Regions from separate parts of the Homo sapiens genome. Here region 2 is linked to region 1. Evidence: read pairs that join two places in POLR2A ChIA-PET (ENCODE). Cell type or tissue: PC-3. All regions are shown on one strand. Each heading gives the region's core, and the rest is flanking DNA. Links, peaks and the distances in the headings are about the cores only. Region 1 overlaps MAN1A2 (mannosidase alpha class 1A member 2). Region 2 overlaps CD2 (CD2 molecule).

Region 1 (16,420 bases), core at 5,624-10,623:
CTGGGCAACAGAGCAAGACTCTGTCTCCAAAAAAAAAAAAGTAAGACAACACAATAGGTAACATAGAACCACTGTAGTTTCTTGAGGAGGGAAGTGACATTAGGATCTATATATGCTTCTTATGCCTGTTTTCTCTATTAGAGTACTTAAGTTACTAAGATAATATTTTTGCAGCCTATTCTCAATCTAGCAGTCAATGTGGGAGTGTTAAATAGAAGTCAACAGTTTAGAACCCTCAAATGGCTCCCTATCTCAGAGCAAAAGCCACAGTCCTTAATAAGGGTATATACCTATATCAAAGATGTATCCCCATTACCTTCTATGGCTTCACCCCCTCCTTCATGCACTCTCCTTCATTCACTCTGTCCCTCAGTCACTCTACATTAGCTCCACTCGCCTCTTTTGTTGTTCTCTAAGGATGCCAGGTATGTTTTCGTTTCACTGTCTTTTTATTTGCTATGCCTATTAAATGTTCTTACAAAAAATATCCTCACCCACTAATCTCCTTCAGGTCTTCACACAAATGTTACCTTTTCATGGACTCCCTAACCATCCTATTTGAAATTTAAACTCCTTTATGCCCCATCCCACTTTATTTTTCTCCTTGGTGCTTACTGCTAACAGTGTATGTTCCATCATGTATAATGACAGAGATAGTGCTAAGAAATGCATCATTAGGCAATTTTGTCATTGTGCAAACATCATAGGGTATACTTACACAAACCTAGATGGTAAGGCCTACCACACATCTAGGTTATATGGTACAGCCTATGACTCCTATACTACAAACCTATATAGCATGTTACTGTATCGAACGTTGTAGGTAATTTTAACACAATGGTAAGTATTTGTTTACCTAAACATAGAAAAAGTACAGTAAAAATACAGAATACAAGATTAAAAATGGTATATCTGTACAGGGCACTGACCATGAACGAAACCTGCAGTACTGAAAATTCTCTGGCGAGTCAGAGGATGAGTGGTGAGTGAATGTGAAGGCCTAGGACATTACTGAACATTACTGTAGATTTAAACACTGTACACTTAGGCTACACTAATTTATTTTTTACAATTATCCTTCAAAATAATTAATTAACTTTGGCTTACTGTAACCTTACCATATAAACGTTTTAGGGTTTTTCTTTTTAACTCTTTGACTCTTTTATAATAACATTTAGCTTAAAAACACAAATATATTTTACAGCTGTACAAAAAGATTTTCTTTCCTTATATCCTGATCCTATAAGCTACTTTCTATTAAAATTTTTTTTTTACTTTTTAAACTTTTTTGTTAAAAACTAAGACACAAACACAAACATTGGCCTAGGCCTACACAGGGTCAGGATCATTAAAACATCACTAGGAAATAAGAATTTTGCAGCTCCATTATAATTTCATGCAACCACCAACATATCCATTGTTGACTGAAACACAGTTATGTGGTACATGACTGTATATGTGTATACATACATGCTCTCTCACATATCTATCTTATTTATTTATTGCCTATTACCCCACAGTAAACCATAAGCCATAGGGGTACAACAATTTGTTTTAAATTTGTTTTCAATGCTTAGAAGAGTGCCTAGCATATAGCAGATGCTCAACAAGTGTTGAATAAATTAAGACAAAAGGTGGAGATTTAAAATAAACAAATTTTCTCCTCCCATTTCCATACCAACTCTAGCCCCCTAATATGTGATATTAATATACAAGGGCTTTAAGGACTTTTTAATATGTTCTACAAAAATGTTGGGATAATGATGGTGATGATGATGACAAACATATTAACTCATTTAATCCTCACAACAAGCCAGTGAGATAAGTATTAATTTTGCCCCCATTTTACAGAGTAGAAAAACTGATATAAAATGAATAAGTAATGTATTTCACAAGGTCATACAGGTAGTTAAGCAGTTAGTCTGAATTTAAACCTAGACAATCCAGCTCTAGAGTCCATGTTCTTGACCACACACACACACGCACACACACTCCTACACCTTGCATTATCTAATCTTAATTTTTATAGTTAATATTTAAATTCCTCAAAAATATTTTATTAATTGATGTGTATACCTCTTTGTCTTTTATCTTGTACCTTCCCTCTTGAATGACAGATTCAAATTCTGGGTTGGTAGCTATTTTATCTCAGCAGTTTAAAGATACTACTCTAAAATCTTCTGACTTCAATTACTACTGAGAACTCCACTGTCAGCTGTCATTCTTTTTTAAGTAATCAGCCCTTTCTCTTTGGTAGCTTTTAATATTTCCTCTTTGTTCTTATCTTTTCACATATTATTTGTTCCATTAAACTCATCTGAGACTTCTTCCAAATATTCTCTGAAACCTCTCAATCTATTTTCATCTCTCAACTCTTTTGCTTATTTTCCCTCTTTGACTCTCTATACTTCATTCTGGATAAATTTTTCAGTATCACTGAGAGAGCACGAGTACCCTTAAAGGCTAGATGGCTGTTCCTCAGAACCAAGTGAAGGTCACTGCAAAACTGAGGGTTAACACAAAGAGACAGAAACACATTCACACACACTTCCCTCTTAAAATGAACCTGCAAATAATAATTTTAAAACTCATAATGAAATCTAAGATTTTATTATATTTGCAAGCTAATAAGTCAGCCTTTCACAGTTTTATAAATGTTGGCAGAAGACACAAGACTACTGGGTCAGAGATAAAAGGCTTTATTATTTATAGAAAAGTAGCAGCCAAAGCTTCAAGTTCATTTGCATTGGACTATACATGCCCCACCTCCACCCCAATCACACTGGGATGATGCACAGGGCCCATGATGAATGCCTGTACACACAGTGGGTTACATTATAGGAGAACACTCAGCTTGTGGTATCTCTTCTATAGTAAGCGAAAGTAAGCCTGTTTATCCAGGGTGGACATTACCTCATCCCTACAAGCACAATTGTGATTATATGGATAAAGAGCAGTCAGGGACTTGCATTCCTGGTACTTCTAGCACAAATGTGCAGGGATATGCTCAGGCCCCAGTGCTGGATTGCTTTTCTAAGCCTTCACATCAGCAAGGGGAGTCCCTTCCTATAGCAGCAGCTGGATCCATTTGGAAGTTTTTCCAATACTTGTAGAACCAGTTTTATCACCCTCAAAGACATCAGTCATTATCACCCACCCCAAAGACATCAGCACCAGCAATAACCTGCTAGCCCACTCTCTTCAGGGGTCTGAGTTTCAGCTTCGGATACCCCTTCCTCTTAAGGTTTCTAAGTTTTACTAATTAAAACCTCTTCCCCATATTATGTCAACCCTGTTTGCTTCCTGTAGGAGCCACCTCTATGATTCCTACAGAGTATTCTTTTTAATCTAGCATTTACCTAGTTAACAACTTTATACCTAATTAATCTTTATATTAAATTTTCTCTGTTCAAGTAACTAGATGGATTCTGTCTCTTGACTAGACTTCTGAAAAATAAATAATCCATATACATTTTTTTTTGAAACGGAGTCTCACTCTGTTGCCCAGGCTGGAGTGCAACAGCGTGATCTAGGCTCACTGCAACCTCCACCTCCCAGGTTCAAGTGATTCTCCTGCCTCAGCTTCCCGAGTAGCCAGGATTACAGGCATCTGCCACCACGCCTAGCTAATTTTTATATTTTTAGTAGAGAGAGGGTTTCACCATGCTGGCCAGGCTGGTCTCAAACTCCCAGCCTCAGGTGATCCGCCCGCCTCGGCCTCCCAAAGTGCTGGGATTACAGGCATGAGCCACCGCGCAAGGCCAATAATCCATATTTTATTATCTATTACAAAATATTTGCTTAGTTTCAAAAATAGAAAAAATAAAAAAGTTTAAATCATAAACAGTTCCTCTATCTTGAACCAAATACATTAATGTTTTTATGTATTTCCATCCTTTTTTTCTATACATAACATACAATTAAGTAGCTGGATTTTTATTCCATGTTTGGCTGCTACTGACATAATAACACAAGTAACTTTTCCAGTTTTACAAAATTGTCTAATTTACTATATCCATATCCTCTCCTTTCTATTCACTCCTCAACCTATTCCAACATGGCTTCTGCTGCCATCATTTCACTGAAACAGATCTTATTAAGGATTGACCACACATGTGAGCAAAAGCATTTTGTTATTATTCACGAGTTCTTCCTTAAAATACATGCTTCCTCTGTGTTCAATAATCCTATAATCTCCCTGCTTCCTTTGGTTTATCCTCATCTATCTGGCCTTTGATGTTGTATTTCTTGGGGCTTAATTCTAGGCCCCTTTCTCTTCCTATCCTAAATTGTCTCTCTGGACAATTTCACAATGTGCTTGATTTCAATTATCAGCTACCCAGCAACTGACTCCCAAACTTATATCTCCAGTCAATACTTCTCCATTGAACACCAGACCCATTACATCTCTCTACTACTTATTTTCGCTTAAATATAAAAAAATCCTCAAACTCAAAATACCTAAAATTAACTCATGATCTTCCCCCTCTAATCTAGTATTCTTTAAGCATTTGATATTTAATAACTATCGTACCATCAATCTAGCACCAAAAACAGAAACCTGAGAGACAAAATCAATTCCTTCTGTTTTATACCCCCCTCCACGTATCACCCAATCCTTTTAAATTTATCTCCAAAATACCCTGAAATCATTTATATCTCTCATCTCTACAACACCATCTTAGTCCAAGGTGCCATTATTTCTTGGCAAAATACTGTGATGACTAGCTGACTGAATGGATACACACACACACACACACACACACACACACACACACACACACACACACAGCTGTAACCAACTACTGGTCTATAACTTGCTTTAGTCACTGAATACATCAAGCACATTTTTCCTCGTTAAAATATACAAATTTAGGTTTATAGTTTAATTTTATCCTATGGTAACAGATATATCAATTTATTCAGTCACTCTCCTATGGATGAATATTCAGGTCTTTTTCAAATATTTTCTACTACAAACGGTACTGCAATTAAACATCCTTTTGAGTATACCCTTGTGTATCTACTCTGTTACTTTTAGATAATAGATTCCTAGAAGTGGGTCGCTGGGTCAGAGTATTTTAAATTTTAAATATTTACTTCACACAGCCGAATTATTTTCTGAAAAGACAGTATCAATTTATATTCTAACAATTTATCACACATTTGTTAAAATGCAAAGTATACATTTAATTACATATTATACATACAACATAGGTACATTTTATTGCATATAAATTAACCTCAGTAAGGTCTTGAAAGTCTCTACCAGGCAAAGAATGTGGAAGGGTGAGAGACTATTACAGACAGAAAATCGTGATATAGCTCTATAAACACAGGGAGATAAAACAATGTGGTCTAAATAAATAGTTTCACAATACTGTGGTTTAATATAAGTGTCAAGTCTGGAGAATCTTAGGAAATAGTAAATAGATCCCTCAGATAATCTCTTTTACAGCTTTTGACCTCTTTAGAAAGTACTCCCTCTACTTTCTATGGAAACTGTCATTCTATCTGTCTGACAAACAAGAAACTCCATTCCATCTATTACCTTAAAGCTGCTGCAAATGCCATATAATCACATTTCCAAGCCTCCTCTGCAACTAAGGTAGTAAGCAACACGGCCTTTCTTGTTACTCAGGTAGTATGCAAATTAGGTTAGGTAAGGGGAAGTTAGAGACAGGAGATGGTGGGGAATCCATTTAGCAATTCAGCTAATAGGTAGTGGCAAGTTCATCTCATTTCCAAAAATTTTTAAGGACAGTATTCAGTATCAGTGGGACCATCAGTGCAAACTGCAAAGTGTGTGCAGTAATGACTACAATGAATCAGTATTGCGATGGCATTCCTGGCTACACAGAATTTAGAAAAAAAGGAGAAGTACAACTGTCATTATTTGCAGACAATATGACTGTGTATCTCAGAAATCAAAAGGAATCTAGCAAAAAAACTATATAAGTGAATATGAACAAGGTATTTTTCTTGCTTTCTTGCAATGCTAAGATTTTCATTACAATGCTAAATGTAAATAGTGAAAATGGAACACCTTCCTTTATTCCAGATCCTTGGGTAAAAACATTTTAATATTTTATAATTAACATATAGTTTGCTGTAGAGTTTTCGTAGGTGTCCCTTATCAGAATGAAAAATAATAATTACCTTTTAGTACAGGTTGAGTAGCTCTTATGTGAAATGCTTAGAACCAGAAATGTTTCCAATTTTCGATTTTTTTAAATTTTGAATTATTTGCATTACACCAGTTTAGTATCTCTAATCTGAAATCCTAAACACTACAATGAGCATTTCCCTTGCACTCCATGTTGGTGTTCAAAAAGTTTAGGATTTTGGAGCATTTCAGGTTTTTGGATTGGGAATTATCACGCTGTACTAGTTTACTGAGTGATTTTAATCATGAATGGGTGTTGCATCTTATCAAATGCTTTTACTAAATTTATTGCAATAATTATATGATTTTTCTCCTTTATTGTTAATTAATATGATTAATTACATTAACTGCTTTTTCAAATCTTTAACTTTGCTTTCCTACAATAAAAGAAATTTTTCTTGATATATTATCTTTTATATTATATAAAAAGAATATAAAAGATCTTTTATATATCTTTTATCTTTTATATTCTTATATATAATATATATATCTTTTATATTATTGCTAGCTATGCTTTACAAGTATTAATAGTTTGTTCAGGATTCTTGCTAATGTATTTAAAAAGTATACTGGTCTGTAGTTTTCTCTTGCTATATTGCCTTTCAGGCTATGATGTTAGTGCTATGCTGGCCTCTGAAGTAGAGCTGCAAAATGTTCCCTGTTCCTCTGGGGAAGAATGATATTTCTTTCTTATTTGATATAATTCACCAATAAAGCCATTTAACTTGGAGTTAATTTTGTGAAATAGCTTTTTATTACCAATTCAATTAATACTACAAATGGCATACTTCTTGCTTTACCTTGACTCAGTTTCAATAAGATTGTTTTAGAAAATTTGTTTTGTCTATGTTATTAAATTTTGCAAAAAAACTGCTTATAATATTCCATTATTATGCCTTTAATGTATGTGGAATCTGCAATGATAGCCTAATATTGGCAATACCATTTGCTCCTGCTATTGGTAATCTGTCTTCTGTTATTTCTTGATCAATTTAGCTAAAAAGATTTATCAATTCTGTGGATACTTTAAAAGAATCGACTTTGTAATATTTTCCTTGTTTTGTCTACATTATTAAATTTTGCAAAAAAACTGCTTATAATATTCCATTATTATGCATTTAATGTATGTGGAATCTGCAATGATAGCCTCATATTGGCAATACCATTTACTCCTGCTATTGGTAATCTGTCTTCTGTTATTTCTTGATCAATTTAGCTAAAAAGGTTTATCAATTCTGTTGATTCTTTCAAAGAATCAACTTTGTAATATTTTCAATTTCCTTTGTAATTGCTTACTTGATGTCTATTTATTTAGAAACATATTGCTTAATTTTCAAATATTTGAAGTTTTTCCTGATGTCTATTATTGATTTCTAATTTAATTCCATCATGGTCAAAGATCGTGCTTGTTTTTTGTTTTTGAGAGACAGGGTTTTGCTCTGTTGCCCCAGCTGAAGTGCAGCAGTGTGATCACAGCTCACTGCAGACTCAACCTCCTAGGCTCAAGCAATCCTCTCACCTCAGCATCCTGAGTAGCTGGGACTACAGGTACATGCTACCACACTCGGCTAATTTTTGTATTTGTTGTAGAGATGAGGATTTGCCATGTTTGCCGAGGCTGGTCTTAAACTCCTGAGCTCAAGCAATCCACCCACCTCAGCCTCCCAAAGTGCTGGGATTACAGGCATAAGCCATTGCACCTAGCCATACTCTGTACTATTTCTAACTTTTTAAATTGACTGAATGTGTTTTATGATCCAGCATACAATTTATTTTTGGTAAACATACCATGTGCACTTGAAAAGAAAGTGTACTCAGCAGCTGTTGAGTAAAGTGCTGTATAAATAAATATCAATTCATTTAAAATAGCTCATACTGTCATTCGGGACTTCTACATCATCTTTGATTTTCTGTCTGCTTATTCTATCAGTTGAAGAGAAGAATGTTGAAGGATCCAACAATCTTTGTGGAATTACCTTTTTAATAAAAAATTAAAAAGGAATCTCCTTTTAATTCTTCCATTTGTGATTCATACATTTCAAAGCTCTGTTATTTGATGCCTACACATTTGCTTATGTTTTAATGTTGTGATTATGTCTTTCTAATGAATGGATCCTTTTTTTCATTATGAAAGGCCTCCCCCCTCCCCCTCCCCCTCCCCCTCCCCCTCCCCCTCCCTCTCCCCACGGTCTCCCTCTCATGCGGAGCCGAAGCTGGACTGTACTGCTGCCATCTCGGCTCACTGCAACCTCCCTGCCTGATTCTCCTGCCTCAGTCTGCCGAATGCCTGCGATTGCAGGCACGCGCTGCCACGCCTGACTGGTTTTGGTGGAGACGGGGTTTCACTGTGTTGGCCGGGCCGGTCTCCAGCCCCTAACCGCGAGTGATCCGCCAACCTCAGCCTCCCGAGGTGCCGGGATTGCAGACGGAGTCTCGTTCACTCAGTGCTCAATGGTGCCCAGGCTGGAGTGCAGTGGCGTGATCTCGGCTCGCTACAACCTACACCTCCCAGCCGCCTGCCTTGGCCTCCCAAAGTGCCGAGATTGCAGCCTCTGCCCGGCCGCCACCCCGTCTGGGAAGTGAGGAGTGTCTCTGCCTGGCCGCCCATCGTCTGGGATGTGAGGAGCCCCTCTGCCTGGCTGCCCAGTCTGGAAAGTGAGGAGCATCTCCGCCCGGCCGCCATCCCATCTAGGAAGTGAGGAGCGCCTCTTCCCAGCCGCCATCACATCTAGGAAGTGAGGAGCGTCTCTGCCCGGCCGCCCATCGTCTGAGATGTGGGGAGCGCCTCTGCCCCGCCGCCCCATCTGGGATGTGAGGAGCGCCTCTGCCCGGCCGAGACCCCGTCTGGGAGGTGAGGAGCGTCTCTGCCCGGCCGCCCCGTCTGAGAAGTGAGGAGACCCTCTGCCTGGCAACCACCCCGTCTGAGAAGTGAGGAGCCCCTCCGCCCGGCAGCTGCCCCGTCTGAGAAGTGAGGAGCCTCTCCGCCCGGCAGCCACCCCATCTGGGAAGTGAGGAGCGTCTCCGCCCGGCAGCCACCCCGTCCGGGAGGGAGGTGGGGGGGGTCAGCCCCCCGCCCGACCAGCCGCCCCATCCGGGAGGGAGGTGGGGGGTTCAGCCCCCCGCCTGGCCAGCCGTGCCGTCCGGGAGGGAGGTGGGGGGGTCAGCCCCCCGCCCGGCCAGCCGCCCCGTCCGGGAGGTGAGGGGCGCCTCTGCCCGGCCACCCCTACTGGGAAGTGAGGAGCCCCTCAGCCCGGCCAGCTACCCCGTCCGGGAGGGAGATGGGGGGGTCAGCACCCCCACCCAGCCAGCCGCCCCGTCCGGGAGGGAGGTGGGGGGGTCAGCCCCCCACCCGGCCAGCCGCCCTGTCCGGGAGGGAGGTGGGGGGGTCAGCCCTCCGCCCGGCCAGCCGCCCCGTCTGGAGGTGAGGGGCGCCTCTGCCCGGCCGCCCCTACTGGGAAGTGAGGAGCCCCTCTGCCCGGCCAGCCGCCCCATCTGGGAGGGAGGTGGGGGGGTCGGCCCCCCGCCCGGCCAGCCGCCCCCTCCGGGAGGGAGGTGGGGGTGTCGGCCCCCCGCCCGGCCAGCCGCCCCGTCCGGGAGGGAGGTGGGGGGGTCAGCCCCCCGCCCGGCCAGCCGCCCCGTCCGGGAGGGAGGTGGGGGGGGTCAGCCCCCCTGCCCGGCCAGCCACCCCGTCCAGGAGGTGAGGGGCGCCTCTGCCCGGCCGCCCCTACTGGGAAGTGAGGAGCCCCTCTGCCCGGCCAGCCGCCCCATCCGGGAGGGAGGTGGGGGGGTCAGCCCCCCGCCCGGCCAGCCGCCCCGTCCGGGAGGGAGGTGGGGGGGTCGGCCCCCCGCCCGGCCAGCCGCCCCGTCCGGGAGGGAGGTGGGGGTGTCGGCCCCCCGCCCGGCCAGCCGCCCCCTCCGGGAGGGAGGTGGGGGGGGTCAGCCCCCCTGCCCGGCCAGCCGCCCCGTCCGGGAGGTGAGGGGCGCCTCTGCCCGGCCGCCCCTACTGGGAAGTGAGGAGCCCCTCTGCCCGGCCACCACCCCGTCTGGGAGGTGTGCCCAACAGCTCACTGAGAACGGGCCAGGATGACAATGGCGGCTTTGTGGAATAGAAAGGCGGGAAAGGTGGGGAAAAGATTGAGAAATCGGATGGTTGCCGTGTCTGTGTAGAAAGAAGTAGACATGAGAGACTTTTCATTTTGTTCTGCACTAAGAAAAATTCCTCTGCCTTGGGATCCTGTTGATCTGTGACCTTACCCCCAACCCTGTGCTCCCTGAAACATGTGCTGTGTCCACTCAGGGTTAAATGGATTAAGGGCGGTGCAAGATATGCTTTGTTAAACAGATGCTTGAAGGCAGCATGCTCGTTAAGAGTCATCACCAATCCCTAATCTCAAGTAATCAGGGACACAAACACTGCGGAAGGCCGCAGGGTCCTCTGCCTAGGAAAACCAGAGACCTTTGTTCACTTGTTTATCTGCTGACCTTCCCTCCACTATTGTCCCATGACCCTGCCAAATCCCCCTCTGTGAGAAACACCCAAGAATTATCAATAAAAAAATAAATTTAAAAAAAAAAAAAAAAAAAAAAAGAAAGGTCTCCTCTTGTCTCTGACAATACTTTTCATCTTGAAGTATACTCTGATATTGATGTAGTCATTTAAACCTTTCTACACTTGCTGTTCATATACTATGTATCTTTTTTCCCATTCATTTACTTTCAACCTCTCTATTAAGTGTGTCTTTTTTAGACTGTGAATAGTTTGGTCTTGCTTTTATGTCGTTTTAACTATTTTTGCCTTTGACTTAGAATATTTCATTCACTAAAACTTAATGGCATTATTGATATTACTGGATATAGGTGTATGATATTATTTTTGGTTTTCTGTTCGCCATTTCCATTGCTTTTTGTTGTTGTCCTCTATTCCTTCCTTTCTGTTTTTTTTATTTAAATATTTTCTAGGCAGGGCACAGTGGCTTTCATTTGTAATCCCAGCACTTTGGGAGGCCAAGGCAGGAAGATCTCTTGAGCCCAGGAGTTCAAGACCAGCCTGGGCAACATGGAGAGACCCCACCTCTACAAAAAATAAAATAATTAGCCAAGCATGGTGGCGTGCACCTGTGGTCCCAGCTACTCAGGAAGCTGAGGTGCAAGGATCACTTAAGCCCAGGAGGTTGAGGTTCCAGTGAGCCGTGATCACACCACTGCACTCCAGTCTGGGTGACAAGAGTGAGACTCGGTCCCCCCCCAAAAAAAAAAAAATAGAGAGAGAGAGAGAGAGAGATTTACAGTTTATTTATTGGTGGTTAAGCTATACGTGTCTGCAATATTTTTCTTTAATGTTTGTCCCAGGGATTAATTATGTCCTTAACTTTTCACAGACTATTAAGAGTAATATGGTGTAACTTCATATAAAATGGAGAAACCTTACAATCTTGTAGTTCCATTTCCTCCCTCCCTCTTTTATTCCACAGCTGCATGTATTACATCTATGTATGTTATAACCCAATATAAAATGCTATGGTTTTTGCCTAAGCATTCACATAATTTTAAAGAAATTTTGAAAAAGTAATCTCTGTGGTTTCTGATGAGTGTTCAGTCATCAGTCAAATTAAAGTACCTCCACATATAACATGTGTCATTTCTCTATGAATACTTTCAAACTTTTCTCTTTGTATTTGGCTTTCAGCTGTTTGACCATGATATGCCTACATTTGGTTGGTATTTATCATGTTTAGGATCTACTTAGCTTCTTGAAATTCAGGTCCATCACCAAATATAGAAAAAATATAGTCATTATTTCTTCAACTATTTTTTACAGCTATCTGCTCTCTTCATACAGGATTCCAATTATATGTATGTTGGAATACTGTCCTATAAGTTTCTGAAGCTCCATTCATTTTTAATAAATATTTAATTCTCTTTCTTCACACTGGATAATTTACATTGATCTATCTACAAGTTCACTGACTCTCACCCTTCCAATGACAACAGTCAACATGATGACTTTGTTTTAAACACTGAAGTTTTCATTCTAGAATTTCCATGTTATTTCATTTCTGATGAGATTTTCATCTATTTGGTCATTTCAGAAATATTTTCCTTTATGTCACTGGGCATAGTTATAACAGCTGCTTTAACATCCTTGTCAACTAATGCCAGTATCTGGGTTACCTTAGAACAGGTCACCATTGATTGACTTTTGGAAAAAAAAAAATGGATCATTTTCCCTATTTTTTTCATACATTGAGTAATTTTAAACTGTATCCTGATCACTGTGATTGATAGGCTTTACAGGAAGCTGATTCTGTTATATCTTCTGAGAAGTGCACATTTTTTGTTTTAAAAAGCACTTAAATTTGGCTAAACTCAAAATCTAACAATGAGTCCAAGAGCTATGACAGCCTAGTATATGTATATAATTGGAATCCCAGAAGTGGGGCAGGGGGCTCTTGCAATATATAAAAAGACATTACATATAAAGGAACAAAGAATTAAAGAAGATTTCTCATCACAAACTATGCAAGCTATAAGATAATGTAGTGACATTTTTAAAGTATTGATAAGAAAAAATACAGATGGTCACTAACTTATGACAGTTTGACTTAGGATGGTTCAACTCATGATTTTTTCAACTTTACAATGGTATGAAAGCAATAAGTATTCAGTAGTAACTATACTTCAAGTGCTCGTATGGCCATTCTGTTATTCGTTTTCAGTATTCAATAAATTACACGAGCTATTCAACACTTTACTATAAACTGGGCTTTGTTATATCAATTGGCCCAACTGTAAGCTAATGTAAGTGTTCTGAGGATGTTTAAGGTAGGCTAAGCTATGATATTTGGTAGGTTAGGTGTACTAAATGCATTTTCAACTTAGGATGTTTTCAATTTGCAATGGGTTTATCAGGACATAATCCTATCATAAGTCGATGGATGTCTATATTTTAAAAAACAATAACTGAGAATTTTTTAGAAAATAATTAAAGATATCAACCCACAGACCCCAGCAGCTTAAAGAACCTCAGGCAAAATAAACAGTCCTACTCATACCCCTGCAGCCCAACACATACACACACAAAGTAAAAACCACTCAGACTCTTCATACAAAACAAAATATAAACAGAAAATTTTAAAGGCAACCAAATGAAAAAAAAAAGACCTATTACATACAGAGGAATAAAGAATTAAAGGAGATTTCTCATCACAAACTATGCAAGCTATAAGATAATGCAGTGACATTTCTAAAGTGTTGACAGGAAAAACTGTAAACCTATATTTTATACCCAAAGAAAATTTTTCAAAAATATAGTGGAAATAGATTTTCAGACTAACAAAAACTAAAAGAACTCACTACCAATAGACCTATACTATAAAAAATGTTAAAGGAAGCTGTTTCCACAGAAGGAATAAAATACCTGAAAAACCTGAAAAATCAGAAACCTGAACCTGCAAAAAGAAAAGACCAACAAAAATGACTGAAATGAAGACAAAAAGGCATTTCTTTTATTTTTAATAGTTCTAAACGATAACTGATCACCTAAGGTAAAAGTGGTAGCAATGTACTATGGATTTGCAGCATAAAACTGAAATCTATAATAATAACAACATACACAAAAAGATAAAAAGAATATTGTTAGCTATAGGTTTTTTGTAGATGCCCTTTATCACCTTGAGAAAGGTCCCTTCTACTTCTAGTTTGCTGCAAGTTGTTATCATGAATAGACGTTACATGTTGTCAGATGTTTCTGTGGTTATGTAATAAGATTATATGATGTTTTTCTTTAGTCTGTTGACATAGTGAATTATATTGGTTGATTTTTGAACATCAAACCAGCCTTGCATTCTTGGGAAGAAACCCCACTTGGTCATGATGTATTACCCTTTTTATATATTGCTAGATTTGATTTTGTGATACATTGTTGAGAATTTTTTGCATCTACAATATTCACATGAGATACTGATCTATAGTTTTACTTTAATACCTCTGTGTGTGTGTCACATAGGATTAATGCTGGCCTCATAGAATGAGCTGAAAAATTACTCTTCTTTTTTTTCTGGAGAAATTTACATATAATCGATATTAAATATTTGGTAGAATTTGCCAGTGAAGCAACTTGGGTTGGGAGTTTTGTTTTTTCCTTTCCAAGTTTTAAAACTTTGCATCTTTTTATAGATAGAGTTCTGATCCTTCCCCCTTCCCTCCCCCCTTTGCCCTCCTTTTCTTCCTTCCTTTCCCCTTCCTTCCCCCTTTCCCTTCTCCTCCCTTCCCCCTCCTTTTCTTCCCTTCCCCCTCTCCTGTTTTGTCTCCTTCTTTTGGAAAAAGAAATCGGTTTTATTTCTCTTGGCACAGAGCAATATATGAAGGTGGCTATCTCCTGACTCCATATATCACTTACATAAAGATGTCCTTCAAATATGTCCAGTTACCTACCACATTTCAGTGTTAGAGAACTGGCAGTTAGCAGATGAAGCAGCTCAGAAGATTCTTAAAGACATTTCTGTGGGGAAGAAGTTTTGGGTCAAGGGGAAAAGATGAGACCCAAGAATGAACATTCCATCCTTCCCGGGGAAATCTAAATCCCAAAGATTTTATGAAGAAAGGCACCTCTCTGAGTGACCTTTGAGAGGAAGAGCCCAGACCTACTGTTTGTATGTAAGGCTGAGGCAGATGGAGGATGGGGTATGCAGCAGACTGCAGACTCAAGGCAGAGGAGTGAAACGCATATAGGAGAGCTGAGGGGACTGAAAGAGACTAGAGGTCCAAATCATAAATCCCACTCCTTCCCAAGTCATGAGCAAAAGCACTCCTTCCCAAGTCATGAGCAAAAGCTCTCCCTCTGGGACTAGTTTTTCCAGGAACTATCTTCGTTCCAGGGCACAGAAAGGACAAACCAGGCAAAAATCTTATGGGTACGAAAGGTGGAGAGTTAAAGGAGCAGACCAACAGAAATAATAAACATTCTTGGATTACAGTACTTTTGAAGCCATATGCCATGATCGTGGAAGAGAATAAAGCTATCACTGCAATTCCTAGGATCAGGAACCAGGCAAGGATGCCTACTCTGCCCATTACTATTCAACTTTGTAGTAGATGTCCTAGGCAATGCAGTAAGGCAAGAAAAAGAAAAGGACCACACAAATAAAACCATTCTCTGCCTCAGGAGAAGGAGCAGGAAAAGAACAAAAATAAATAAATAACCATTCTCTATACAGAAAAATAAAACTCATCTCTATTTACTAATGACATGATTGTTTATAAGGTAAATCCTGAAGAATCTATTAAAGTATATTTTAAAGCTACTAGAATTAATTAATGAAGTTAGAAAAATCACAGGGTAAAAAGTCAATATAAAAATCAATTATGGAAGGCTGAGGCAGGAGAATCGCTTGAACCCGGGAGGCAGAGGTTGCAGTGAGCTGTGATCGCGCCATTGCACTCCAGCCTGGGCAATAAGAGCAAAACTCCGTCTCAAAAAAAAAAAAAAGAAAGAAAGAAAGAAAAAAAGAAAAATCAATTGCACATTGCACAACAATGCAAATGTTGTTTTTAATGCCACTGAACTGCACACTTAAAATGGTTAAAATGGTAAATTTTATGTTGTGTACCTTTAGCACTTTTTTAAAATGATAGTATCACAAAGTTTTCTAGAAGAAACAAAATGTCCTGAGACAACTGAGAATTTAAGTCTTTATTAAAGGTTTTTTAAAAATCAAATGTATTTATATATACTGACAATGAACAATGGGAAACCAAAATTTAAAATACAGAACTACCAAAAACATGAAATATGTATAAATTTATCAAAATACATACAAGATCTGTATGCTAAAAAGTAGAAACACCAATAAAAAAATAAATAAATGGAGAGATATACCATTATTCATGGACTGAAACAATACTGTGAAGATGTCAAATCACTCAAAATTTATAATCCCAGTTAAAATCTCAGTAGATTTTATAGAAACCAACAAGTTGATTCTAAAATTTATACAAAAAGGAAAAGTAACTAAAACAGCCACAACAATTTTGAAAAGGAATAAAGTTGGAGGACTCACACAACCTGATTTCAAGACTTTCTATAAAGCCATAATAATGAATACAATGTGGTAGTACCAAAGACAGACACATAAATCAAGAGAACAAAACAGAATGTCTAGAGTAGACCCACACATACCTAATCAACTGATTTTCAACAAAGGTACAAAGTCAATTAATGAAAAAGTAGTCTTTTCAACATCCATATGGAAAAAA
Region 2 (16,420 bases), core at 5,421-10,420, 650 kb after region 1:
GGCTTGCTGTGACTGCTGTAGGGGATGGGGATGTGATTTTCAGCCAATGGAGTTATGTTCCCAGGGGGATTATTGCTGCCTCTGCTACGTCACACAGGTCTCCAGGGAAGTGGGGAAAAACCAGCAGCCACAGGCCTTACCCAGCTCCCATGCAGCCCACAGCTTAAAAGGCTGGTCTTACTCCCACCGTGCCCCACGACAGCACAAGTTTATTTCCAGGCAGCCAGTGAGTAAGGCTGAGAACTTGCCCCAGGCTACAAGCCTCTCAGTTAAGAAAGCAAGAAGATTCACTGTTCCTAGGCTGTCCCATGGAGGCTGCAGCGGCAATCCACCTCTTTTTAAGGGTCTGTGGATTCTCTCATCTTTGCTGGTATGTTTCTGTGGCAGTTCTTGGAACAAAATTCAGGATGTGGGCTTCCATACGCTGCTCTGTTCATCAGTGTGGGATCTACAAGTTAGTCCTGCCTCCTATACGCCATTTGCCTTGGTTTTCCCCAATGTCAGTACTCTTAAAGCTAGCTTTGCTTCCAAGGCATCCTATAACATTAACCTTGATGCCCTTGACCTTGAGACAGGAGTAAATGAAGCAGCTAGTCTCTGTGGACTGCTCTCTCTGACAGGAGGAAACCCACTTCTTGAAAGCTCCTCCTCCTCCTCCTTCTTTTTGAGATGGAGTCTTGCTCTGTCACCCAGGCTGGAGTGCAGTGGCACGATCTTGGCTCACCACAACCTCTGCCTCCTGGGTTCAAGCGATTCTCCTGCCTCAGCCTCCTGAGTAGCTGGGACTACAGGCGCGTGCCACCATGCCAGGCTAATTTTTGTATTTTTAGTACAGATGGGGTTTCACTATGTTGGCCAGGCTGGTCTTGAACTCCTGACCTCATGATCCACCCCCCTCGGCCTCCCAAAGTGCTGGGATTACAGGCATAAGCCACCGCGCCCAGCCTCTTCTTAAGCCCCCTGAAGGTTAATGGGCAGCCTGCTAATGGTGAGGGTGGAAGAAGATTCAAACATTCAAAGTGATGTCTTTTTTTTTCTGGGAATTGTTTCTCTATTTTCTCCAAGCCACTTCATGCAGCGATCATGTAGTGTGAGTGGGGAACCTGCCTCAGGTCCCTGGGCTGTTTTCTGGCTGCTATCTGCCCTGCTTCTCATGGATGGTCCCAGTCATCAGCTTCCCAGCACATACAACCCTGTGCCAGTTCTCAGATGAGTCCTGACCAGCCCCATTTTCATACTTCAGCTCAGGGATCTGGTTCCTAAGGCAGACCCCTTGCTCCCAACCAGTCACACCCAGGCAAATATATTGTTTAAAAATATTTATTCAGCATCTACTATGTTTCAGGCACCATGCTAAGTACTGGCAATTCTGAAGCGAACAAGACAGACCTAGGACATAGCCCAACCTAGAAGGCAGGCACTAGGCAAGTAACTGCTCTGAAATGTCAGGATGGTTGTAAAAGGGGCCAGACATCAGGGTGCTATGGGGAATTCAGGAATCAGCCCAGCTAGTGCTCTATTCTAAGTGTTAGGAAGATGTTGAGGGTTTTAAGTAAAAAGAATGATGTTTAAGCTGAGATCTGAAGAATACATAGTAGTTAGCTAAATAAGGCAGTAAGGATGGCATGGGCATAGGGCCAGAAAGAGAGAAAGTGGCATATTTAAAGAACCAAATAAAGTTGACTATGCCTGGAACTTAGACATGGGGGTAGGCATGCAGAGCGCTGCCACAGGAGAGGCATGCAGGGGCCAGGCTGGAAGTGCTTCAAACGATGGCAGTAAAAAGTTGGTCCTTTTTCTTTGGAGAAATAGAAATAAGACGGATTTTAAGCAATGCTGTGTTTTTTTTTTAATAAGTTTTTTTTTTATTAAAGACAAGTGTTTCTTCACTGCTATAATAGAGAGCAGAAGATACCTTGTTGTGATGTTACAGAAATTCCTGAGCACCAAGCTCTTCACAGTCACATTCTTATAAGCCAAATATCAACTTCATGCCACACAAATATACCATAAAATTCGTGATCAGGAAATGAAATTAAGAGAACAAAAATCTAAGTATTGTTTTTAGTGATAACCCTCATGTTCTTTTTCCTAGTTCTGCCATTATTGCAAGACTCTGGTTCTATAATATTTGTATGGATGGTTTTTGCTTACTTTTGGCTTCTCCTTCTAATTGTCTGCAGAATGTCTAATTTGTCCTGGAATAGTCAATAGACTTACCCACCCAATTACACACTCCAAGGAAGTTACAAAAATCGAACCTGGAGTCTAGTGGACCCTTAACCCAGATTTCTCCAACAGTGGTAACTTATTTACCAGCATTACAATATCAAAACCAGGAAATAGGTATTGGTGCAATACTATTAACTAAATCACAAATTTTAATTTGGTTTTCACATGAACTGCCCTCTCTCTCTATCTCTCTCTCTCTCTTTGTGTGTGTGTGTGTGTGTAGTTCTATGCAATTTAATCCCACATATACATTCATGTAACCACCACAATCAAGATACTGAACTGGTCCATCACCATAAAGGAGCTCCCGCATGCTACTCCTTTCTATTTGCTTTCCCTTGGCAACTACTGATTAGCAGTATTGTTTTTAAGGTGTCTTCTTGTTGCTGGGTACTCTTTTAATCTGTTGTCTCTAGTTGCTAATAAAATTCCATGTAAATGGCTGGGCGCGGTGGTTCATGCCTGTAATCCCAGCACTTTGGGAGGCCAGGGCGGGCGGATCATGAGGTCAGGAGATCGAGACCATCCTGGCTAACACCGTGAAACCCTGTCTCTTGCAGTGACCTGAGATTGCACCACTGCACTCCAGCCTGGGCAACAGAGCGAGACTCCGCCTCAAAACAACAACAACAACAACAACAACAACAACAACAACAAAACATTCCATGCAAGTACCAAATTTTACTTATCCATTCTCCTGGTCATGACCTAGAGTACCTACAATTCTTTACAAGAACAGACATTATGGGTCCGTGTGGGTACTTCTCTAAGATGTGTTAATGTATAGCCAGGAGTGAATTTTTTGATGCCAAATGCTGTACGATTTGTTCATTTGACTCAGCAGTGCCAGATGCTCAAAATGTATCCCTTTGACCAGAGTCTATTTAATACATAGCAAGAGTGGATGGGGCCAGGCACAATAACTCAGTTCTATAATCCCAGTACTTTTGGGAAGCTAAGGCAGAGGATCGCTCGAGCCCAGAAGGTTGAGACCAGCCTGGCGACATAGGGAGACCCCGTCTCTACAAATAATGATAATTTAAAAATTAGCCAGATGTGGCATGCACCTGTGGTCCCAGCTACTTGGGAGGCTGAGGTGGGAGGATCACCTGAGCTGAGGAGGTCGAGGCTGCAGTGATTGTGCCACTGTGCTCCAGCCTGGGTGACACAGCAAACCTCAGTTTCAAAAAAAAAAAAAAAAAAAAAGAGTGGATGGAAAACGTAGTCTTAACTTCACAACCATGTGTCCAGGTAAACTTTCATCATTAGAAGGGGGCCTGTTAGCAATGATGGCAAGAGCTTCTATTCCTAGCCTGTTAAGGCTTTTGAGTAAATATTTGGTTTTACCCCTTCCATCCATGCATACGTTAATATAATCATGATTTTTCTCCTTTAGACTATTAATGTTGTAATTTTATTGGTAGGTTATTTTTATGTTGCCATTTCCTTACATTGCTGGGATAAACTCCACTTCATCATGATATGTTTTTAAAAATATAGTGTTGAATTTGTTTGTTAATATTTCATCTAGAATTTTTGCATCTACATTTATATGTCAGAAGGGCTTGTACTTTTATTTTATTTATTTATTTATTTTTTTGAGACGGAGTCTCCCTCTATCCCCCAGGCTGGATTGCAGTGGCACGATCTCGGCTCACTGCAAGCTTCACCTCCTGGGTTCATGCCATTCTCTTGCCTCAGCCTCCCGAGTAGCTGGGACTACAGCGGCCCACCACCATGCCAGGCTAATTTTTTGTACTTTGTTTTTTTTAGTAGAGACAGGGTTTCACCGTGTTAGCCAGGATAGTCTCGATCTCCTGACCTCGTGATCTGCCCGCCTCAACCTCCCAAAGTGCTGGGGATTATAGGCGTGAGCCATCGCTCCCAGCCAGTACTTTTAAAAATGTATTAATTTATTACATTTTAATTATTAATTAAATTTGTATTGTATAATTATTACAATATTAATTATTAATTTTAAAACCTCTGCTGTGTCTGTGGTTATTTCCCCATTTGCATTCAGTTTTTAAATTTGTACTTTCTACCTCTTTTTTTTTCACTTTAGTAGCCTTGTCACATCTATCTTATTAATCTTTCTGAAACACCAGTTTAAGGTTTTATTAATCTTCTCTGTTTTGTTGTTGTTTTTCTCTAGGTCATTGATATCTGTTCTATCTTTGTTATTATTTCTTTCTTTCTGTTTCTTTGCTTGTCCCTTCCCTGTATTCTTGAGTATTACTCTTTGTTTTCAATCTGTCTTATATCTTGATAAATGTAATTAAAGCTATACATCTGTCTCTAAAACCTACTGTAGATGTGGTCTTCAAATTTTGAAGTGTTTTCATTACCAGTTTTATATATTTATTAGCTTCATTTGTTATTATTATTTTATTATCAGAACTTTCATTTTACTGTTAGACCAACTATTAATAATTGTTTTCTGGGTTTTCTAGAAATAATGCATTTCTAGAAAAAAATTCTATTTCTAGAAATAACATAGTTTTGGAAAAATGTTCTCTAGTAATCTAACAGTTTTTTCACTATGCTTTTGAAAAATATTTTATAATTTTAATTCATTATGATTGAAAAATATATTCTTGATAACATTCATTCATTAGACTTTCTTGTAACTTTCTTTGTGGATTAATATATGATTAATTTTTAAAATTGTTTCATATATGCCCAAAAAGATTGTGTGTTTTCTGTTGGATATAAATAAAGCTTATTAATTAAAATACTCAGATTTCTATATCACTGCTTTTTCTCTGCTAAACCTATTCATTTCTGAAGACTCCATTTCCTCCTCAATAATTTTTTTGTGTTAAAACTTCCAATTAAAATGATTAATTTATTTATTTGCTATGAAGTTCTGTCGATTACCTTATTTTTTTGTTGCAATATTGTCAGGTGCATATGTGTTTGCTCTACTATTCTTTCAACAAGTATGGTTTCCTTTTTTGTCCTTTGAATTTTTCTATTAGATATTAAGATTGTTGCTTCAGCTTTCTTTTGGATCATATTTTCTTTATTTTCAAACTTTTTGTATTCTTTTGTTGTAAAGTTGTCTTCTGTAAACAGTATATTGTTGGATCTTTCAAAATGCTCAATTTGAGATGTTCTCTTTTGATTGGTTGTTTAACCTATTTACATTTCTCATAATCACTTTATATTATTACTTATTTCTTCCATTTTATTTCATGTTTTTCATTACTGATACTTTTTTTTCTTTTCTAATTTTACTCTTCACTGAGTAGATACGATTTTCTTTTGCTGGTTTAAAAGAACGTATTTTATTTTTGTTTTTATGGTCTTTGCTCTTAAGACATATTTGTTTATTTATTCATCCTGACTTACTAAACTTATAAATACCTATTTCTTTCCTCCAATAAGGCAAGTAGTTTAGCATGTTCTCTTATGTCTCTGGACTCTTCTTTCTCTCTCCCCCACCAATACATATAACAACAACAACAATAACACACACACAACTGATATGGTCTAGACAGAATTTAGTTCTGGGTTTTTATGAATATGGTTTTTAATTTGTGTTTTCATCACACTTTGATTTTTTAAGATAACAATTAATTTGCCAAATTATTTAATCACCCTAACTTCACATTTCTATACAACATCTGTTGTATTTATTTTCCTCTAATTTGAATATTTCTTCCAAGGGTTTTTCAAAGTAAGTTTTTGTATGACATAGGTTCTGAGATTTTGTATACCAGAAACTATGGTTGTTAAGTCCAGAATTTTTAAATTGTATCTTCATGTTTCATGTCAATTTGTCTGTATGTAAAATTCAATGTACAGTAGACCCTTTGAAAACTTGAGTGTGAACTGCAGGGGTCCACTTATATGCAGATTTTTTTCAACCAAATTAGATAAAAAATATGGTATTTGTGGGATATGAAACCCACACATACAGGCAGCCGACTTTTCATATACATGGGTGGGTTCTACAGGGCCAACTGCAGGACTTGAGCATGTGCAGACGTGGATATATATATGGGGGTTCTGGAACCAATCCCCCACATAAACCTAGGGATGACTGCACAACACTTTAAAAATATTACTTCTTTGTCTTCTTGCATCCAGCATTGTTACTGAGAGGTCTCAGGTCAATCTAATGCTTGTTCTTTTGTATGTTTTTCTCTCTGAAAACATTCTAAAAATTTCTTGCAGTCTTTGATGATTCTAATTCTCAGTAAAATGTCTAATTTTGGGGTTTTCTCTCTCTCTCTCTTTGGCTCTATATTATAGGCTCAATTTTCAACTTTATGTTTTTCTCCCTATGGAATCTCTATTATCTGAATACTGATATTTTTATCCTTCATATCCCTATTGTTTCTTTTCTTTTTTTAAAGAAAAGCTGTTTTACTTTCCCCTGCATTCTTGCATAGGTCTTTGCAATGATCTTGCAGGTTCCTAATTCAGTCCTTAGCTGTATCTATCCTGATTCATACTTCAGCTATTATGCATTTTGTTTCAACAGTTATATTTTTCATACCTGATATTTCTTCTTGGTTGTTCTTGCATCATATTGCTAACATCCTCCCTGATCAAGTTTTTGACAAGCCAATGAACCAGCTTGTACTGCTGGTACCTTCCTCCACAACTGTAAACTACAGAACTATAGCAGAGAAAAGCTACAAAAGAGAAATAATCATGGACATGATAAACTAACATATAATTGAGAACCCTCTGAGAAGACTGAAGGCTCTTTTGAACCAGAATGTGAGCAAGCACATGTTGGGGGATGGGTGTCTGCAAACTGGGGCAGAGAAGGAAAGGACAGGGGAGAGCTGGTAAACTCTCTACTTGTTCACTCCCGTCCTGCCTCATCACCACAGCAATCATCAGCAACAGTGTAGTTGGTCCAGTGGTGGAAAAGGGGATATGAGAAGAGGTAATCTGAAGACAGTGCAAAAAGAAAGAAAAGGAAAAGTCTATACAGCCGATTCTCACTATTCATGGTAGTTATGCTCTGTAAAGTTATTGCAAACACTGACTTAGCAAACTGAAACATTGCTCCCAGGGGAAATACAGGGTTAGATTCCTGTGAGCCTTAACACTGAGTGAGTAAACAGTGAGTCAACTGATCAATACAAAACCTAATTTTATGTGTGTTTCTGTTTAAAGACATCTTATTTGAGATATATTGTTGATGCATTAACATTGAACTCATGGCCACCAGCACTATGACTCATGCCTCAGAAAAGCTTGTATAACACATGTTTTCTCTATAAGCCACATGCATAGTTGATAGTTTGCCTAGAATACTAAGCTGAAAATTCCCCAGAATTTGAAAGCATCGCTTTGTTGTCTTCTAGCTTCCAGTATAGTTGTTGAGAAATCCAGTGCTATTCTAATTCTTTCTAATTCTTGATACTTGGTATGGTGTCTCTCTCTGTCTCTCTCTCCACTGCCTTTTTTCTTCTTCCTTCCCCTTACCCCTTTTCCTCTCTCCCCTTCTAATCTTTGTCCCAGTGTTCTGAAGTTTTACAATCATATATCTTGGTGTGAATACATTTTCTTTCATGGTGCTAGGTCCTTGGTAAGCACTTTAAAAAAATAGACTTTATTTTTCAGAACAGTTTTAGATTTACAGCATAATTCAGAGGAAGTTATAGAAATTTCCCATATCCCCCCTATCTCCGCCAACACACATAGCCTTCCCCATTATCAACATCCCCAACCAAGACTGGTGCATTTTTTAACAATCGATAAGTCTACATTGACAAATCATTATCACCTAAAGCCCATAGTTTACAATAAGGTTCACTCTTGACGTACATTCTGAGTTTGAACAAATGTGTAAAGGCAAGTATCCACCATTATAGTATCAATCAAAGTATTCTCAAATCTCTGAAAAGTATCTGTCTCCTGCTATGTATCCCTTCCTGCCATCTGACACCTAGCGACCACTAATCTTTTTACCGTTGCCACAGTTTTGCCTTTTCCAGAGTGTCATATAGTTGGAATCATATGGTATGTGTAGACATTTTAGATTGGCTCCTTTCACTTAGTAATATGCATCTAAGTCTTCCATGTCTTTTCATGGCTTGATAGCTAACTTTTTTTTTTTTTTTTTTTGAGATGGAGTCTCACTCTGTCATCCAGGCTGGAGTGCAGTAGTGCAATCTCGGCTCACTGCAATCTCTACCTCCTGGGTTCAAGTGATTCTCCTGTCTCAGCCTCCCGAGTAGCTGGGACTAAGGTGCATGCCACCATGCCTGGCTAATTTTTGCATTTTTAGAAGAGAGACGGTTTCACCATGTTGGCCAGGCTGGTCTGGAACTCCTGACCTCAAGTGATCCACCTGCCTCGGCCTGCCAAAGTGCTAGGCTTACAGGTGTGAGCCACCATGCCTGGCCGATAGCTCACTTTTTTCACACTGACTAATATTTCGTTGTTTGGATGTACCACAGTTTATTTATCCGTTCACTTACTGAAGGACACCTTGGTTGCTTCCAAGTGGTGTCATTATAAATAAAGGTGCTCTGGGCATGTGTGGGCAGTCTTTTGTAGGAACAAGTTTTCAACTTCTTTCGGTAAATACCAAGGAATATGACTGCTGGATTGTATGGGGAAAGTATGTACAGTTTTATAAGAAACTGCCAAACTGTCTTTAAAAGTGGCTGTACCATTTGCATTCCCACCAGCAATGTTTGAGAGTTCCTGTTGCTCCACATCCTCACTGGCATTTAGTGTTGTCAGTATTCTGGACTTTGGCCATTCTAATAGGTATGTAGCGGTATTCTCATTGTTGTTTTAATTTGCATTTTTCCTGATGACATATGATATAGAGCATCTCTTTGTGTGCTTAGGTGTTTGCCATCTGTATATCTCCTTTGGTGAGGTGTCTGTCAAGGTCTTTGGTCATTTTTAATCTGGTTGCTTGTTTTCTTATTGTTGAGTTTTAAGAGTTCTTTGTATATTTTGAATAATAATCCTTTAACTGGCATGTCTTTTGCAAATAATTTCTCATAGCCTGTGGCTTGTCTTTTCATTTTCTTGACTGTCTTTCACAGAGCAAAAAAATGTTAATTTAATTTAATTTAATTTAATTTAATTTTCAGACAAGGTCTTGCTCTGTCGCCCAGGTTGGAGTGCAGTGGCATGATCACGGCTCATGGCAACCTCTGCCTCCCTAGCTGAGGTGGTCCTCCTACCACAGCCTCCCTAGTAGCTGGGACTACAGGTGTGTACCACCCTGCTGGGCTAGTTTTTTAAGAAAATTTTTATAGAAACAGGGTCTTACTATATTGCCCAGGCTGGTATCAAACTCCTAGGCTCAAACAATCTTCCCGCCTTGACCTCCCAAAGTGCTGGGATTACAGGCGTGATCCACTAAACCTACCCAAGAAAATTTTAACCTTAATGACGTCTAGCTTATTAATTTTTTCTTTCATGGATCTTGCCTTAGATGTTGTATCTAAAGAGTCACTGCCAAGACCAAGGTCCTCCAGGTTTTCTCCGATTATCTTCTAGGCATTTTATAATTTTGCATCTAATATTTAGGTCTGGAGATGTTCTTCGCCGACAGTCACCGCGGTTTCCTGCTTCACCTGTGCTTGGAGGGAACTGGCGCTTTTCCCGTGCCCCAGCGGCTGGCGGCTCAGAGCCAGAGCTTCCACCTCCTCACCGTGCGCTGGGACCGCCCTGAGGCCCCCGGTCAACCTGGCGCTCCAGCCTCCTCCATCTACCTGTCCACATCTGATGCTTTCACCGCCATAACGTAGCTTTGAGGAATTTTGCCAAAAACTTATTTCTTCACTAATCTCATGAGGAGAGGGAGCCCGCTGAGAAACCGATGAAGCTGCAGAAACAACGAAGGGGCGGAGTCTTCCTTCAGGAGTCAAGACACCAGGCGGAGAACCGGCTGAATGCGATGGAGTGTGTCTTACACTTGGAAAACACGTGAATCGGTCACTATTGGAACTGCGTAAAAACGGCTCCCGCTTGTGTCACCTTATTGAGACACATTACCTCAATGAACCAGTGAAATCCATCAAAGAATTGGGTGTCCACGTGACCAACTTGTGCAGGACGAGAGCCGGGCATCTGGCCTGGCAGAATCTCTGGGAGAGAGGGATAATGACAGCTAAGCCTTAGGCTCGTTTCCTGTAGCCACGGGGTGACCTCTCTGGACCGAAGCAGTGCCTGCACGGTGGGGTTTCCTTTACCTTTTCTGTAAGTTATGCCAAAACATCCACTTAAGTTCTTTGATTTGTACTATTCCTTAAAATAAATAAATTTAGTATCCAGGCCACCAAATTTAGGTCTGTAATTAATTTGAGTTGATTTTTATGAAGGCTGTTAAATCTGTGTCTAGATTCATTTTTCTCTTTGTGTATGTGGATGTCAAGTTGTTCCAGCATTATTTGTTGAAGAGACCATTCTTTCTCCATTGTTTGGCTTTTGCTCCTTTGTCAAATCAGGGGTGTCCAATCCTTTGGCTTCCCTGGGCCACACTGGAAGAAGAAGAATGGGGTCACACATAAAATACACTAACACTAACAACAGTTGATGAGTACAGAAAAAAAATCTCATAATGTTTTAAGAAAGTTGGCAAATTTGTGTCGGGCCACATTCAAAGCCATCCTGAGCTGCATGGTGCCCGCGGGCTGAGGGTTGGACAAGCTTGGACAAGACGATGAAATTTATATGGGTTTCTCTGGCTCTCTATTCTGTTCCATTTGATCTATTTGTCTCTTCTTTCACCAATACCATACTATTTTGATTACTGTAGCTTTATAGTACATCTTGAAGTGGGGCAGTTTGGTTCTCCAATTTTGTTCTCCTTCAATATTATATTGGCTATTCTGGGACTTCTGCCTCTCTATATAAACTTGAGAATCACTTTAATATCCACAAAATAGTTCGCAGGGATTTTTTTTTTTTTTTTTTGAGATGGAGTCTCACTCTGTCTCCCAGGCTGGAGTGCAGTGGCACAATCTTGGCTCACTGCAGTATCCACTTCCCAGGTTCCAGCGATTCTCCTGCCTCAGCCTCCCAAGTAGCTGGGATTACAGGTGCACACCACCATGCCCGGCTAATTTTTGTACTTTTTGTAGAGACGGGGTTTCACCATGTTGGCCAGGCTGCTCTCAAACTCGTAACCTCAAGTGATCTGCCCACCTCAGCCTCCCAAAATGCTGGAATTACAGGCAAGAGCCACCAAACCCAGCCCAATTTGCTGAGATTTTGACCAGGATTACACGGAATCTACAGATTGAGTTGGGAAGAATTAATATCTTGGCAACATTGAGTCTTCCTATCCATGAACATAAAATAGCTCTCCATTTATTTGGTTCTTCCTTTATTTTGTTCATTAGAGTTTTGTAGTTTTCTTCATGTAAATCTATACCTAAGTATTTCATTTTTTGAGTGCTAATGTAAATGGTATTATGTCTTTAATTTCAAATTGCACTTGTTCATTGTTGGTATACGGGAAACTGATGGACTTTTTAATATTAACCTTGTAAGAATTATTTAATACAACCTTGCTATTAATATAATCCCTTATTAGTTCCAGTATTATTTTGTTGTTGATTCTTTCAGATTTTCTACACAAACGATCATGTCATCTACAAAGATAGTTTTATTTATTTCTTCCCAACCTGCATACATTTTATTTCCTTTTCTTGTATTATTGCACTAGCTAAGACTTCTAATATGATGTTGAGAAACAGTGGTGAGAGGAAACATCCTGATTCCTGATCTTACTGGAAAGTTTAGAGTTTCTCATTGTTAAGTAAAATGTTAGGTGCATGTCTTTTTTGTAGATTTTTTTTTAATCAAGTTGAGGAAGTTTCCCTCTCTTCCCAGTTACCAAAAGTTTTTTTGATAAACAGGTGTTGATAAACAGGAGTCAAATTCTTTTTTTGTATCTACTTATAGGATCATGTGATTTTTCTTCATTAGCTTGTGGATATGATAGATTATACTAATTGATTTACAAATGTTGAACCAGCTTTGCATACCTGAGATTAATCCCACTTGGTTGTAATGTATAGTCCTTTTTATACATTGTCAGTCAAATTTGATTTGTTAATATTTTTTGAAAAATTTTGCATCTGTATCTGTGAGAGTTGTTGGCCTGTAGTTTCTTTTTTGTAATGTCATTGTCTGGTAGGCAATTAAAAAGATCAGAATTTTCCCTTGTTTCCTCATCCTTTTGTTCTGTGTTGCTATAAATAAACCAGAAAGATGCCATGTACTTAAGTAATGTCCTGGCATTTTTTCTTCAGGAAAACCCTGCTTATGAAGCCAGGGAAGTGACAGAAGGCTGGTGACTCAATCTAGGATTTGCGAGGTGGCCTCACAGGTCTGTTCTTTAGCTTTAAATACCTCTGGTGTAGGATTTTATCATCCATTTGTTCCATGTGAGGCAACATTATGAAACTGACTCAGATGAATCAAACTCATAGCAGACTAAGTCACCTTACAGAGTGCTTATTTATCAATTTATAATGAGCTGTGTGTCTTTCCAATAACTAGCCCATTTATATGTGCCATCCAGGATATTCCTTCTTGAGTATCATGCCAGAAATAAAGCTCACAGTTTTCAGATGCATTCTGTACACAAGGATATATTTGTTACATTACATACATTATTTCCATTTAGTCCTCACTCTAACCTTGTGAGGTGTTATCCTCATTTAGCAGATGAGAAAATCAGTGTTTACAGAAGCTGAATAAATTACTCAAGCTTACAAATCCAGTGAGAGAGAGAGTCAGAACTTCCTGGCTTCGATACCTGTGAGTCTTCTACTACATTGAACTTCATGGGCACAGAACTGGACACAGAGATGGTCTCACACAAGATTCACGTTACAGTGGAGTTCAAGAGTTAGGAAAGGTCTCCCCCAGGAAATGACTTTCTGTCTGAACTCTGAAAGAAGAATGTGGACAGGTGAAGAGCCAGGTGAAAAGTGTGGGCAGTGGGAACAGCATGTATAATAGGAACAGCATGTACAGTGGTCCTGAGGTGGCAAACTTATTGGTGAACTTGAGTCACCAAGTCACTGCAACCCACTGAGCATGGGTAAGGAGCCTAACATTAGAAAATTAGCAAAGGAAAAGGAGCAGGAGGACTGAGATGAAATTTCCCAGTTTACAGTTGAGACCCTTTTGGAGCTAAGCTGGTCCAGCTGCTAGTATTAGACTATTATTTAGGGTGGGCAGATAGGCTATCAGAAACCTCTAAATTTTCTGTCTTCATATAAACCTCTGCGATGTTCCAGTGCCTTAAATTATGTGGATATTTTTTCCAACATGGTTGGCCTTCTTATTGGAGATTTGCTTGTGGGGGAATAGCTAACTGGGCTACAACTGTTTATTTTTCTTACAATACTGCATTATCTATAGTCTCCAAGGTTGTCTACAACTTGAATGCCCATTGGAATCAGCTGGAGAGGTTGTTTAAAAATATGTTTATTTGGCCCCCAACCTGACTGACAGAAGTGTCAGCATTTTTTTTTTTTTCACAAGCTCTACAAGCTATTCCTACGCAGCTGGCCTGACTACTTCTCAGAATGTCCATGCTCTGGGGCAGGTTCAGTGGGATGTCACACAGTGTCAGACAGGTGGGTGACAGCAGCACAAATCTTAAGCAAGGTTCGTGTTTCCCACCTAATGGTGGTGCAGGGCAGAGAATCTGTCTTATCTTCCCTGGATAAGGAGGACAAGCATGTTGTGTATGTTCACTTCCCTTCCTTTCATCAGGACTGGGCTCACCCATTGAATCAATTGGCTAATGATAGCTTCAATAAAGTGCTGGCAGCGATATTGAGAAATGGTCATTGTACTCAAAAAGCTTCTTTACTATGCATTTCATCAATTCTAAAATGCACTAACATAAAATAACATTTTTTCACATTTTAATATCTCAGGAATGGGATTGTGACTGAAAGTTGACTGTATCTTAGTATTTGTTACAATGCAACTGAGAAGTGTTCTTCTCTTTCTTAGTGGCATGTAAAAGAATGATGCCACTTAAAATCAATGCCATCTTCAAATTAGTTAAATATAGTTGTTAAAAAAGAAAAAGAAATACAAAAAGTTGAAAACAGTAGTTGAAAAATCAATGACATCTTCAAATCAGTTAAATACAGTAGTTGAAAAAGAAACTACATGTTTGTGTAAACAGAAAGCCAAATGAGCCTTGCTCATGCTGTTGCCTCTACATGGGTAATTCTGTACCTCTGCTTCACCAGTTCAATTAATCTATTACAACGCAACCCAAACGTCCCTCCTCTAGGAAGCCCTCTTTGTCACCCCAGTCTTACCACTCAGTCTGGGTTCAAAGTCCTTCCTCTGGGTTCATGCACTTGCCTCTGACCTATATTTATCATACTGCATTGCATTTGTCCCATGGTTGGTCCGTTTCTTGCCTACCAGGTGGTGAGCTCCTTGAAAGCAGAGATGCAATTGTACACCTCTGTTTTCCTAGTGCCTAGCACAGAGCCTGACACATAGTAGAAGTTCAATAAATGTTCGTTGAATGAATGAACGATGAAGGATTGAATAGGGTGTATGTGTTTTGTACCATATGTAATGCCACAGGAGTTCAGAAGAAAGGCAGAGCCCAGGGCTGAATAGACCAGGGAAGATTTTCTTAAGGGAATGGCGTATGAGCTGTTCTGGTGAGATAGCCAATGAAATCACTCATGGGTATCATGAAGAATGAGAAAGGGGCAGAGCTAGGACCCTCATCTCTCTCTCTCTCTCTCTCTCTCTCTCCTTTTTTTTTTTAGACGGAGTTTTGCTCTTTTGCCCAGGCTAGAGCGAAGTGACACGATCTCACCTCACTGCAACCTCCACACCCCAGGGTTCAAGCAATTATTCTGCCTCAACCTCCCGAGTAGCTGGGGTTATAGGTGCGTGCCACGATGCCCGGCTAATTTTTTTTTTTTTTTTTTTAAGTAGAGAAGGGGTTTCACCATGTTGGCCAGGCTGGTCTCAAACTCCTGACCTCAGGTGATCTACCTGCTTTGGCCTCCCAAAGTGTTAGGATTACTGGCACGAGCCACCATGCCCGGCCAGAGCCCTCATCTCTCTACTGGGTAGATCCTGTGGCAATTGTTACCTAGCTGGATTTTGTGTTTGAATTTTGGGAGGCGATGAGGTTTCATTCATCATTGCCCTTAGTAATTAACTCTGGTTGCTGGAAAAATAGACTCTCAGATTCAGAGGAAAAAGTAGTTCAATCCTCAGTGAGCTGTCACAGGAAGTCCTGAATGTACTTAGTTTTTGTGGTTTAGCCCTCAGAGCTTCCTGCCAGAGTGTAACAAGGTTTAGCAAGTCTAAGAAGCCAAGGAGAAGGCGGGCAGACAGGACCACAGACAAGGCACCAGCATTTCAAAGCAGGTGCCTTCTCACCACCTATTGTTTTAGAACTCTAACTGAAAACTATTTTTTTCTCCCCACTTCCCTCAAAGTACAGCTGCATGACTGCTAGCTGGGGATGGGGTCTGACCTTTTAATCATAGTCATTTAAGACACTTAAGATTTGATTCAACTGAGTTGTCTCTTAGCCTATCTTTTTGTATGTCATCTGATGAGTTCATGACACCTCCAGTATCCATAGATTCCCTTGTTTTGAAGGATGACAGTACAGGTCATTATGACCGTGTCTGAACAGTCAAGAAAGTAAGACCTAAAATGTTAAGTTTTCTGGTGACTCCTGTTAACGTTTGTGCATGGAGGCTTTAATTCATTATGGAAATCTACAAATAGGTTGTTGGACCCAGCTTTGCAGCTGAGACCTGGGGAGCATGTTCGGGTCATTCTGGTGAGGACTAAGGAGGTCTCAGCCGGATTGAGTTGACTGAATTTGATCCTGCTGTCACACCAGCGAGGCTCTTTCTTATTCGGCAGCTTCCTCTCCTCGACACTGGGATCCTTCACACAATGAGCAGACACGGGTCTAGTCAAAGCTTTTATTTCACTTTTACTCACAGGATGGTGGGCAAGTGTCCACCAGGGCACATAAGAAACTCCAGAGTCTCTTAAGCAGATAGGCTGCTTGTAGTGAGACCCAGGCACACCAATCACTTGATTTATCGCATCTACACATGACCTGAGAGGGGACAAGAAATCTCTAAGATTTCTGTGCTCGGTCCTCTACCATTCTTGCAATCACACTTATATTGCTTCTCCTTACTGGTGTGATGGAGCTCTC

Evidence for each region. ChIA-PET counts read pairs that join two places held together with the same protein. Peaks named below come from ENCODE experiments on the same cell type or tissue, not always from the same donor. Only the 100,000 strongest peaks of a DNase experiment are listed, where the experiment ranks them.
Region 2: POLR2A ChIA-PET joins it to region 1 with 7 read pairs; 2 of 35 experiments call an interaction of 5 or more read pairs at or near these places.

The regions. Positions count from the first base shown.
Region 1 is chr1:117,423,119-117,439,538 of GRCh38, reverse strand. All of the region lies in intron 5 of MAN1A2 (mannosidase alpha class 1A member 2), which reads right to left. Among named protein-coding and RNA genes, the nearest start is that of MAN1A2, 64 kb to the right of the region's middle. In PC-3, for the core only: no CTCF peak of the experiment used is centred there; no DNase peak of the experiment used is centred there.
Region 2 is chr1:116,768,974-116,785,393 of GRCh38, reverse strand. It overlaps CD2 (CD2 molecule), which reads right to left. Exons shown (of 5, transcript NM_001767.5): 5 at 16,165-16,420. It also overlaps the pseudogene FTH1P22. Among named protein-coding and RNA genes, the nearest start is that of CD2, 23 kb to the right of the region's middle. RefSeq lists cis regulatory regions at 15,416-15,447, 15,522-15,544, 15,619-15,642, 15,710-15,730 and enhancers at 15,216-15,745, 15,078-16,177, 14,878-16,177, 14,678-16,177. In PC-3, for the core only: no CTCF peak of the experiment used is centred there; a DNase peak (open chromatin) is centred at 7,383; H3K4me3 peaks cover 755 bases; H3K27ac peaks cover 939 bases.